Regions from separate parts of the Homo sapiens genome. Here regions 1, 2 and 3 are each linked to region 4. A link is a contact called in ENCODE Hi-C or POLR2A ChIA-PET data. All regions are on one chromosome and are shown on one strand. Each heading gives the region's core, a stretch centred on a gene start or an enhancer-like site at or near the end of the contact. The rest is flanking DNA. Distances are from core to core; before and after follow the strand shown. Region 1 holds the start of SRSF3 (serine and arginine rich splicing factor 3). Region 2 has its middle 35 kb from the start of PIM1. Region 3 holds the start of C6orf89 (chromosome 6 open reading frame 89). Region 4 holds the start of PPP1R10 (protein phosphatase 1 regulatory subunit 10).

The links. Hi-C counts contacts between places; a loop is a spot of excess contacts on that map. ChIA-PET counts read pairs that join two places held with the same protein, here RNA polymerase II (POLR2A). Pooled maps may share reads with other maps.
Region 1: a pooled map shows a loop between it and region 4 (16-fold over the local background). The contact joins the promoter of SRSF3 here to the promoter of PPP1R10 in region 4. A Hi-C loop is called at or near these places in 8 of 50 pooled maps. POLR2A ChIA-PET finds 5 or more read pairs at or near these places in 2 of 52 experiments (AG04450 and B cell).
Region 2: a map of sigmoid colon shows a loop between it and region 4 (8-fold over the local background). The contact joins the enhancer-like site here to the promoter of PPP1R10 in region 4. A Hi-C loop is called at or near these places in 1 of 168 maps with a recorded cell type or tissue (sigmoid colon) and 2 of 50 pooled maps. POLR2A ChIA-PET finds 5 or more read pairs at or near these places in 1 of 52 experiments (AG04450).
Region 3: POLR2A ChIA-PET joins it to region 4 with 11 read pairs in Panc1. The contact joins the promoter of C6orf89 here to the promoter of PPP1R10 in region 4. POLR2A ChIA-PET finds 5 or more read pairs at or near these places in 2 of 52 experiments (Panc1 and activated B cell).

Annotation. Positions count from the first base shown.
Region 1 is chr6:36,592,962-36,595,661 of GRCh38, reverse strand. It overlaps SRSF3 (serine and arginine rich splicing factor 3), which reads right to left and starts at 1,300. Exons shown (of 6, transcript NM_003017.5): 1 at 1,181-1,300. RefSeq lists enhancers at 1,013-1,242, 843-1,524, 1,633-1,792.
Region 2 is chr6:37,133,450-37,136,149 of GRCh38, reverse strand. No RefSeq gene overlaps it. Among named protein-coding and RNA genes, the nearest start is that of PIM1, 35 kb to the left of the region's middle. Within about 2 kb of position 1,374, at least 24 of the 41 ENCODE cell types and tissues checked have a DNase peak (open chromatin) inside an H3K27ac peak, as active enhancers do; they include sigmoid colon, where a contact is called at or near this core.
Region 3 is chr6:36,884,651-36,887,350 of GRCh38, reverse strand. C6orf89 (chromosome 6 open reading frame 89) reads right to left here and starts at 1,399. Exons shown (of 9, transcript NM_001286635.2): 1 at 1,323-1,399. RefSeq lists a silencer at 1,160-1,339 and an enhancer at 1,560-1,639.
Region 4 is chr6:30,615,972-30,618,671 of GRCh38, reverse strand. PPP1R10 (protein phosphatase 1 regulatory subunit 10) reads left to right here and starts at 1,429. Exons shown (of 20, transcript NM_002714.4): 1 at 1,429-1,448; 2 at 1,674-2,194. MRPS18B (mitochondrial ribosomal protein S18B) reads right to left here and starts at 832. Exons shown (of 7, transcript NM_014046.4): 1 at 729-832. The coding sequence starts at 806. RefSeq lists an enhancer at 603-1,171.

The sequences.
Region 1 (2,700 bases), core at 51-2,550, 6.0 Mb before region 4:
GACAAATCCTCCAACGTTGGAAAATCTTGAAAACATTACGCTAAGTTAAAGAAGCCAGACATAAAAGTACACGATTCCATAAATACTAAATATCTAAAATAGCTAAGTTCAGAGAGACAGGAAGATTAGTGGTTGCTAGGGACTAGAGGAAGGGGGACAGGGAATCTGGGAGTAAGTGCTCAATGGGTAGTAGTCTCCTGCGGGGGGAGGTGACGGAAATGTTTTGGAACTACGTGTAAGTGATGATTACACAACACTGAATATACTAAATACCACTTAAAGATAATTTCACTTTAATAAAAAATTACAAAGAGATATTTGCTACTAAAAAATTTACTGCACTTTGGGGACTTATTTTTTTGTTCTTCCTTGGCGGACTTGTATTTGATAAAGCTTTATTACTGAGTCACTTCGACGATGAATCTGATAAACTTGTAGACCAGTTTCAATTACATAAAAACCATCTACTCAATAATTCAGCTGAAGTGCTTTCCATAAACACCACGTTCTTCTTACTCTGGGCTTGTCTAATTAAAATATCCAGTCCAGACACATCCTATTTGCCGTGACCACACCCTGTGCCCAGGAGTAAGTTCTAAGACCAAACCACTGGTGAAAATTTTTAAAAACACTGCTGGCACCTGTCTTAAGCCTCCATTTTAATGGGAAGCGATGAAAGAACGAATCTTAAGTTCAAGGAAGATCTTTCGGTCTTAGAAAAAGGTGATTAGATTCAGGCTGCAAAATCTGAAACTACATGAAAGTAAGGTGACTACGGGGGCCATTTAATATGAACTGAAAGGTCCGGTCTTGGTTAGTGACTTTACAAAAACATTCTGAGAAGCTTCCCAATTAAATGAGGGGCCAAAAAAAAAAAAGGCGCCATAAAAATAAAAAGGCCGTGACCTGGAATACAACTCGGCTATCGGCTCCCCTTTGTGGTTCCCAACTCCCAGGTAACCCCCATCCTGGCTCATGCCCCAATGAGGAATATAAAGACTTCCACTCCAAGACTAGGAAACCCTCCGATGGGCCGGGAGCCCCCGCCACCGCCCCGTGCTGAACGTCACAAAATGGCGGCGGCGCCTCTTTGTCTCAATCTGGCGCCGCCATTGGGCCTGGCTCCTTGGTACTGTTAAATTCCATTTCCACCTCATTCCCTCTTTCGCTGGTCTCTTACCGAGATCTAGGGTTAAAAAATGCGGCGGCTCAAATCCACACGCTCCGATGAGTCTTCCCGCTTTCCTCCGGCCCAACACCAACCAACTCTCTCACTCACCCGGCGTCCACGAAATGGCGGACCACCGCCTTCTCCTCGCCTTTATTTATACGCCATACTGGAATCACATGATTGGACGGGCTCCCCCAATGAGAAGCAGAAGAGGCCGTGACGTATGGCTACAAACGCAGCGAGAGCCGCGGTTGCTGGGAGCGCGCTCTGGCGGTTGCGCCGGGTGGGTGGAGACGTGCGTCGGCGCGCGCTCGTTGTAACAGGCCTGGTGCTCCCTCGAGCGTTCCTCCCGGTCTGTCGACCTCCAGGTTACCCACAGACTCCTCTTCCTCACCTCCAAATAGGCTAGGGCTTCATAAACAGCACCGTCGCCGTCACGCTCAAACACTAATAGGAGCCGTTGGCCCCTAACAAGATTAAGAGATGAATTAATTAAGTGCTTCACCCTTGTGAGCGGTTAGTCTGGAACTAAGAGCATCGCGTTTACAAACAGGTCACGGAGCTGTTTGTGACCCAGCTGGCACCAGACTGTGGCCGCCTAGATTCCACACTGAAGGAAAAGCCTGGTTTGGAAAGTTTGCCCAACTCTTGCTGGTTTCTCGTCTCTCAAGCAAACTTGCAGGACTTGGCGCCGACAGCAAAGGAGACCGGTCAGGTGACCTGGAAACTATCACCTTTAGCAAACACCCGGAAAGGGAAGTTTCTGAAGAAGATTGAATGTAAATTCTGGCCCCCAAGCAAATGCCAGGAGGGGTATCTCGAGCCTTTCTCCTAGCAGCCGTTGCACTGCCTGGCATGTATTTTGTCCGGGCCACTTCCCTTACGAAGACAGAGCCGCAAGAGTAATTAAGGGGAGAGAGACTGTGATTGGGTTAGAAAAATCACCAAGGGCCGGGCGCGGTGGCTCATGCCTGTAATCCCAGCACTTTGGGAGGCCGAGGCAGGCGGATCACTTGAGGTCAGGAGTTCAAGACCAGCCTGGCCAACATGGTGAAATCCCGTCTCTATTAAAAATACAAATGGCCGGGCATGGTGGCAGGCGCCTGTAATCCCAGCTACTTGGGAGGCTGAGAGCAGGAGAATCGCTTGAACCCAGGAGGCGGAGGTTGCCGTGAGCTGAGATCCTACCACTGCACAAAAAAAAAAAGAGAGAAAAAGAACCTGTCTTTTTATTTATTCCCTCTTAGCTGAAAGATATGCCAATTATTATGTTTTTTTTTTTCTTTTTTCTTTTTTTTTTTTTCTTGAGATGGAGTCTCGTTCTGTTGCCCAGGCTGGAGTGCAATGGCGCGACCTCGGCTCACTGCAAACTCCGCCTCCCGGGTTCAAGCGATTCGCCTACCTCAGCTTCCCGAGTAGCTGGGATTACAGGCACCTGCCACCACACCCGGCTAATTTTTGTATTTTTAATAGAGACGGGGTTTCACCATGCTGGTCAGGCTGGTCTCGAACTCGCCACCTCAGGCGAT
Region 2 (2,700 bases), core at 125-2,624, 6.5 Mb before region 4:
AGTTGAAATGAAAATTAATATTTTTTTTTGAGATAGGGTTTTGCTCTGTCGCTCAGGCTAGAGTGCAGTGGTGAGATTACAGCTCACCTTGACCTTCCGGGTTCAAGCAATCCTCCCACCTCAGCCTCCTGAGTGGCTGGTACTATAGGTGCGCACCACCATGCCTGGTTAATTTTTTTTTTTTTTTTTTTTTTTTTTGCGGGGGGGCAGGTATTTTTTGTAGAGACGAGGTTTTGCCATGTTGCCCAGGCTGGTCTTAAAGTCCCAGATTCAAGTGATCCACCCACCTTGGCCTCCCAAAGTGCTGGGATTACAGGCGTGAGCCATCGCACACAGTGGAAAATTATTATTTTTGAGACGGAGTCTCGCTCTGTCGCCAGTCTGGAGTGCAGTGGCACAATCTCTGCTCACTGCAACCTCCAGCTCCCTGGTTCAAGTGATTCTCCTGCCTCAGCCTCCCAAGTAGCTGGGATTATATGCACTCACCATCACGCCCAACTGATTTTTGTATTTTTAGTAGAGACGGGGTTTCACCATGTTGGCCAGGATGGTCTCGATCTCCTGACCTCAAGATCCGCCCGCCTCAGCCTCCCAAAGTGCTGGGATTACAGGCGTGAGCCACCATGCCTGGCTGGGAAAATTAATTTTTGAAAGTCCTGTAGTCAGCCTAGTCCACCGTAGCCTGCTGTTGACCTTAGTTTTGGAAGAGCTAAGGACTCAAATGTTAAAATTAGAACTGACTTTCAGTACTGGCCCTACCTACCAGCTGAGTACCTTATTTTTATTTAACGAACACTTATACAACATATACGAGGTACCAAGCACTGTTCTAAGTATTTTAGAAATATTTGCTTGGCTAATCCTCATAGTGGTGTTATTGTAATATAACACTATTATGAAGTATGTTGTTATTATCCTCATTTTACAGATGAAGAATCTGAGATGTAATTTGCCAACCTATGAACCTGAGTTTCAGCTCACTGCCCTAGCATATCCCCAGTTGGCTGGAGGGATATAGCCCTGTTTCCACATCTGCCTGCATGCAACTTTGAACAAATCACTTGGCATTGCTAGGAGGCATATGAGGGGTATGAAACTGTAGGCGGCAGGGGAGACAGGGCCTTTACACACACATGAAAAAGCAAAGAGCATGTATTTGGTACCCTTTTAGGGAGCGAGAGGAACGGGAGATTTCTCGGGCTGTTCCTCCCACCCCCATCCCTGCATAGAGCAGCATGTTTGGGTTACTTCAATACCTTCTTATAATTCAATTCACAGCCTCAGCCTTGTACCATTTCCGTTTCCTTGAACTGCATCTAGACGTGATTCTGGTCCCCACCAGCTTCTGACCTCATTACTCATTCTGTTTACAGCTTGGCCTCACCCTTCAGACTGCCCTGATTTCCCAGATAGGAATTTGGCTGCCCTCACTGACTATGATTCAGATTTTCGCCCCAGCCACATTGCACCAGGCCCTCCTGTGTCCACACCCCTCCGCTCAGGCTGGCACCCTGGGACCCTCACCTCCTTCCCTCACTGAAACCCCTGTCAAGGATCAGGCAGGTCTCTATAAAATACATCCCACCACGGAGAGTCTGGGCAGGATTACGGAGGATCTTGAAGGAAACTTGGGAAACTCTTGAAGGATTTGGAGTTGGGGGATAACGTGATGAAGGGGGATAGATTAGAAGGAGGTAAGGCTGGAGGCAGGGGCCTCTGTCAATGAGCTATTGCAGTGACACAAGTGACCCAAGGAAGGGCTGAGGGGGGTGCCCTGTGGAAATGGAAGTGAAGCGTGAATGGGAGACAGAAGATGAATCTCAGGACACTTGGTCATTGCCTGGATTTGAGAGGAATGGGGTGAGGAGAGTCGCACACCGCGATTCTCCAAGGTTCCCATATGAAGCATCTGGGAAGCTGATGACTCAAGGACGGGACCAGGGTGCTTGTGAGGCAGTGGAAGAGCCTGGCCTCGTGCCTGGCAATTGGGAATAGGCTCAACAAATGTTTACAGGAGGAGGTATATTTATATCAAACCTCTAGATCTAGTCATTAAAATGTTAATGCCTGGCCGGCCACTATGGCTCACGCCTGTAATCCCAGCACTTTGGGAGGCCAAGACAGAATGATTGCTTGAGCTGGGGAAGGTCGAGGCTGCAGTGAGCCGGGATCCTGCCACTGCACTCCAGCCTGGGTGACAGAGTGAGGCCCTGTCTCGAAAAAATAAAAATAAATAATGTGGGTTTTTTGGGTTTGGGTTTTTTTGAGACAGGATATGGCTCTGTCATCCAAGCTGGAGTGCAGTGGCACAGTCTCAGCTCATGTAGCCTCAACCTCCTAGGGTGAAGCCATGTTCTCTCCTCAGATTCAGTAGCTGGGACTATAGATGCGCCACACCATGCCTGGCTAATTTTTCTATTTTTGTAGAGACAGGGTTTTGCCATGTTGGCCAGGCTGGTCTCGAACTCCTGAACTCAAACCATCTGCCTGCCTTGGCCTCCCAAAGTGCTGGGATTACAGGCATGAGCCACCAAGCCCAGCCCCACAAAAATAAATAAAATAAAATAAAATAGGTTGGGAGTGGTGGCTCACGCCTGTAGTCCCAGCACTTTGGGAGGATGAGGTGGGTGGATCACTTGAGGTCAGGAGTTCAAGACCAGCCTAATCAATATGGTGAAACCCTGTCTCTACTAAAAATAC
Region 3 (2,700 bases), core at 150-2,649, 6.3 Mb before region 4:
TATAGAAAGGACCTAAAATTATCATTCCGAACTAATTGAATGTAACTCGTGGCTCATGGTTTATTCATTTTATGTTTTATTATTTTATTCATTTTTAAAAATGCAGAGGTCGGGAGCCTGAGGCAGGAGAATGGTGTGAACCGGGGAGGCGGAGCTTGCAGTGAGCAGAGATCACGCCACTGCACTCCAGCCTGGGCGACAGTGTGAGACTCCGTCTCAAAAAAAAAAAAACAAAAAAACGCAGAGGTAGCAACAATGTGATGAGGGTTTAAGGTTAGCAGGTTAGGAATCTAGCATTTGGACATTGTTTCTGGTGTGTGGAGTAGCTGTGGAGGAACAGGTATTCAAAGCAGGTCTTGAAAAATGCCTCAGTCCAAGGCAGAAAAGGTCTGACAGAAACAGGACCTCTTTCTGGTATGCAAGTTGGGCTACATGAACCTTTAGTCAAAACTTCAATGTAGCAGAATTGAATTTATTAGTTATTATTTTAAAGGCATGTTATTCCCTAGAGGGAAATTTTGACAACCCAAATTCAAATGAACGAATTTATTAAGGGAGAGACGTCTATAGAAGATCCCACCACAGGAACTACCAAATGAGCCATCAGAAAAGTCAGAATACTAAGTATCTGGAAGTAGTCTCTATTATAAAGTGATTTATGACTAAATACTTTAAAAGAAACATATTTGCGAATACAAAGGCTATGAGGGCTCTGAGACTAGAAAGTGTGGCCTGCACGGTTAACAGTCTTAAAATACTACAAAACACGACGCAGGCAAATTTCCTTCTACTAAGAGGTGATTACAAACAACTATTTTACTTGTGTCAAGAAACCAAGTCATATTTCTTTCTGAAATCCAAGATGCCAGGTTTATCACATACCAAGTACACATTTAAAGAAAAAAAATTATTGCCCCCTAACGATTATTAGAAAAAGATCTTTCAGAAGGGGGTGGGGAATCTACTCTTAATTTCTTAAAAATTCCGTCAAAAGGGCAGAAATCTGGACTTCATTAGCAACGCTCAAGTTATGGACACTGCTGTGATGCCTGAGAACCAAGTTCAAGCAAGGTCCACCTCGTTTTGCTCTCCCCGGCGGAGTCAAAGAAAGTGACAGATGTCTTAAGGGAGTCGACCCCGGGGGAGCTGCCAGGGGATGCTGTCAGTCTACAAAACTGGAGAGACTGAGAAAAGGGATCCGCGCTGGGATAGAGGGTGGTAGCAGCGGCGAGAAGCGGCTGCGCGAGGATGTCAGAGACGGGCGCGGCGAGGCTGTCACAGGGCGGCCTCCCCCCACCCAGCCTCGGGCCCCAGTCACTCACATGCGGGGCTCGCGCCCCTCGGGCTCCTCCCGCCTCGGGGACAGCTGCCGCCGGGCGAGGAGGATGGGCAACTTCCTGTTTCCGGGAGCGCGACCCGGAAGCAACCCCCCACTCCTGGGCGAGGCCTTGTACCCTAGAGTAATTCCTCCTCTCGTCCAGCGCTTCCGCCCAAAACAGAACACTCAGTGTCGTGGCGAGCGCGGGACCTCTCGCGATATCTGGAGAGTGTAGGTTCTTGCTCCCCCTGGCGTCCTTCTTCCGTTCTGGCTCTTTTCGCCCCAGTCCTAAATCCTTGTCTTCCTAATTTACCTGGACTGGCTCACACAGACTTCATAGCTGAACTGATCCATAGAACAAGCATTTACTGAGTCCCCTACTATGTGCCAGGCAGCATGTTAGGCATTAAGGGATGGGAGTGGAAGGGAAATGTAAATGAAGAGCAGCCCCTTCCTTCTGGAAGCTACTACTCTTGAGAAAGACGAACAAATCCCTCCAGTTTTCACTCAGCCCACTCATTAGTGAGAGCTTACTCTGTTGATAAAAGAAAAACTTAAGCCGAATTAAGTATAAAGGAGTTTAATTGAGCAATGGAAGATTCACGAATCAGGCAACCCCCAGAATCACAGCAGATTCACAGACTCCCAGGGTGCCTCATGGTCAGAACAAATTTATAGATAAAAAAGGCAAAGTGAGGCACAGGAATCGGAAGTAAGGTACAGAAACAGTGAGGTTGGTTACAGCTCGGTGTTTGCCTGATTTGAACGCAGATTGAACATTCAGCAGGCTGTGAGTGGTTGAAGTATGGCCGCTGGGATTGGCCACCACTCAGTTATTGTTACAGGTGTATACTATTAAGTTAGGTTTTCAATTTTGTTTGACTATTAAGCTATGTTACAGTTCATCCACAAGGACTCAAATATAGAAGGACAGAGTCCTTCTCAGGCCATATTTAGTTTGCCTTAACAATTCCCCCGTTTTGGTCATTTTCTCAATTTTGAGAGATTGACCAAAACCTTGGTCATTGATGTTATTATCGCTGTCATAAGTGTACCTGTATGGTTTTGAAACTCACTAGGAAACAGTAGAACAGTGGGTTTTGCAGGAAGAGAATAAGGGCTGAGTAGAGGATACCTCCTTATTCTGAAACATCTGTTTACAGGAGAAAAAACCTGGTCTGTTCTAGCATTTTGTGTTTTTTTAAAGCCTTGGTTTGATTATGTCACATTTAGCATGAGTGACTCCATTTTAGTTTGGTTTGGTTTGTTGGTGCCTAGTGCATGAGCTCAGTCCAAAATAATGGCCTCCCATGATTTTGTTTAAAAAAAAATTCCTCACTTTTGGCCAGGTTCTTACTTAGGTGACAGCGTGACCAGAACTT
Region 4 (2,700 bases), core at 180-2,679:
GGCTGTTATTATTTCTGTGTTGACCTCTGTCACCACTCTTCAGTCCCACTTTAGGGAGTGGCAGCTGGGCAAGCCTTCCTATCTCACCGTGCCCCACCAAGAACCTCCAGAGAGGTGAGTACACAAGACTGGAGGGAAACCTCAATTCAAAGGACGGAGTTAAGCTCTCATAACTCCGATAAGAAACTGATTTAATAAAGAGAGCTGAGAAACTGTCCTCAGGTCGTAAGAATATATCCTGACCTTATTGAGAAATAGCAAGGTTGGTAGAAATTGGGATCCCTAATTTCCCCAAGGACATTCCAGAGCAACACAGATTTAGTCACCACTTGCATAGTTAACAGCTGGTTGTGGCGCTCGCTTGGGGAGTACATATGTTATGCTAAAATTGCAACGATACAGAGATTAGCATGGCCCCTTAATTAGTTAAATAATTTTTAAAAAGCTGGTTATGCATGACTGAGGGTGGACAGGGGTCAATTCCATCACTTAAGTTATTTTACTGAAATGGCATTTTGGAAAAAGGATGATACCTAACCCTGGCGTTTAGTCCTCGGCTCGGGATTAGAAAATGCGCGGGGTGTGGGGGGGGGGTTGCAGGAAGTACTGCCTAGACAGCTAAGACACACGTGGGAAGGTCTCCACTCGTGGATTCCTGACAGTGGAGCGACAACCTCGAGAAGGTATAACCAACTTGAGGTTGTGCAAAATGTCTTTCGAAGAGTTACCTGAACTCTGTGAGAACCTCGGAAGAGAGATAGCATAGGAAGCCGCCTCAGCACGGTGTTTAATACAGACGCCGCCATCTTGACGTACGCCCAGGACAGGAATTGACGGAAAGGCAACTGCGCATGCTTCAGGAAACTGAGTAGGGCAGGGCCAAGGACAAGCCCGCAGTGCGGAAGGCGGCCCCACGTTTGCGTCAGGACGGAAGCGTGAAAGGGAAGGCATGGGGGAGAAGCTAATTTCAACTGCGTCACAATCGAATTAGACCCCAAAATTGCGGTTTTTTTTGGCCAGTCACTACGACTCTTAGATCGCATTGTTAAAGTTTGCCTTTTAAGCAATTTTGAAGGCGATTTTTAGCGGTATCCTCTCAGTGCGCATGCGCTCTTAGGTTTCTACCAATCCTGGGTGAGAAATGTTCTCCAGGGCGGAAGTGGCGGAAGCAGAGGAAAGGGAGGTGCTAGGCTCCTGGTCACGCGCACGCGACAGGGAGGCAGGAAGGAGGCGGAAGAGAGTGCCAGGGAAAGGGGCGGAGCAAAGGTGAAGTGAGAGTAGCCAATCAGTTGGCGAGTTGTCATTTGGGTTGACCAATGAGTTCACGCCTCGCGTATAATGTCTCGCGACAAGGGCGTTTCACTAGCACGTTTGGGCGCGTTGGGCGGCGTCCGGGTATAAAAGACTCCACCCGAGCGGGCGGCCGCCATTCTGGGGTTCGTTTAGAGGTAAGTTTGCCTACTTTGTCGTCTAGTGGGTAAAATTTTGCGGAGAGCGTTGGATCTGGGAAGCGGGATAGGGATGGATGGGTTCATTTGAGAGCCACGGCTTAAAGCGGTTGCGATCAGGATGGGACACAGGTTTGTTTGGGGACAACAAAGATGGCATTTGTGAGTGTTTTGAAGCAACCCGTACTGATTACATCTTTCTCCCTTGTGTTCCTTTTATCCCAGGTTTGAATTTTCTCGGAGAAAGACAGGCCGGCCACGAGGAAAACAGAAACAAGCCGCAGCAACATCTAAGCCCTTGAAAGGATCCTGAGAGAGGGGGGAAAGGGAAAACAGCAGCCACCAGCCCAACCACTTGTGTCTTCTGCCCCTTCCCACCTATCTTGCCCACCCCACCAGCCCACGCTGCTTGGGACTTGAAATCTGTGGCCGAAGGACCGTCACTACATAACTTCAAAAATAATCAACCACCCTCCCTTCCCAAACCACCCAAATTCACTCATCCAGCGTTTACTTTTTTGAATCCACTCAGAACTTTTTTCTGCGACCCCCCTCCCTAAATGGAGTTGGGTGGGGGGGAAATGAATACTGAGTTGGCCTTTATTTTTTAAAAGACTTTTTGATCCAATGAGGCCCCCTAAATAATTGAGTTTTGGGTCCTGGTTGGTTGTTTTATTTTTTTTCCTCCAAAATTTTACCCCCTCCCCCCTGAGCCCGAGGTGCTGACGTCGCAAAAAAATTGGATAGTAAGTGTCGAATTTTCAAAAACCAGCCTTGCAACAAGAAATCAACGTTTCCCGTTGTGAAACCAAAAATAATGAGAGGAAGAAATGAGACCATAGAACAAATAGAGAACTGGAGAAGGACCAATCTGGTCACTTAATCTCCATTAAAAAGGGCCTGTGGGTCTAAACAGTCTTGTTCTCTCTCCCCTACCACCTATCTCTTCCCTGCCTTGCTGCAGGCAAAGAGAGGGTGGAGGGAGGGCCAGCAAGTGAGGATTTTGATGGTTAACCCTTGGTAATCCAGCCAATTTCCAGACTGCCAAAGCCATATGTGTTTATATAAGGAGGAATGGTTACCTTCCTCTGGTTAGCAGCAGTCTTCAAAAGGGTTAATGAGCTCACATACAAGAGATGGTGGATCTTGTGGCCCAGAAGTACCACTTCTTTGTGTGTGAGACAAGCAGGGTGCCTTTCAATTTGCCAGATTAATAAGCAATCTGTACATAAAGATTGCAGGGTAAGGAGAT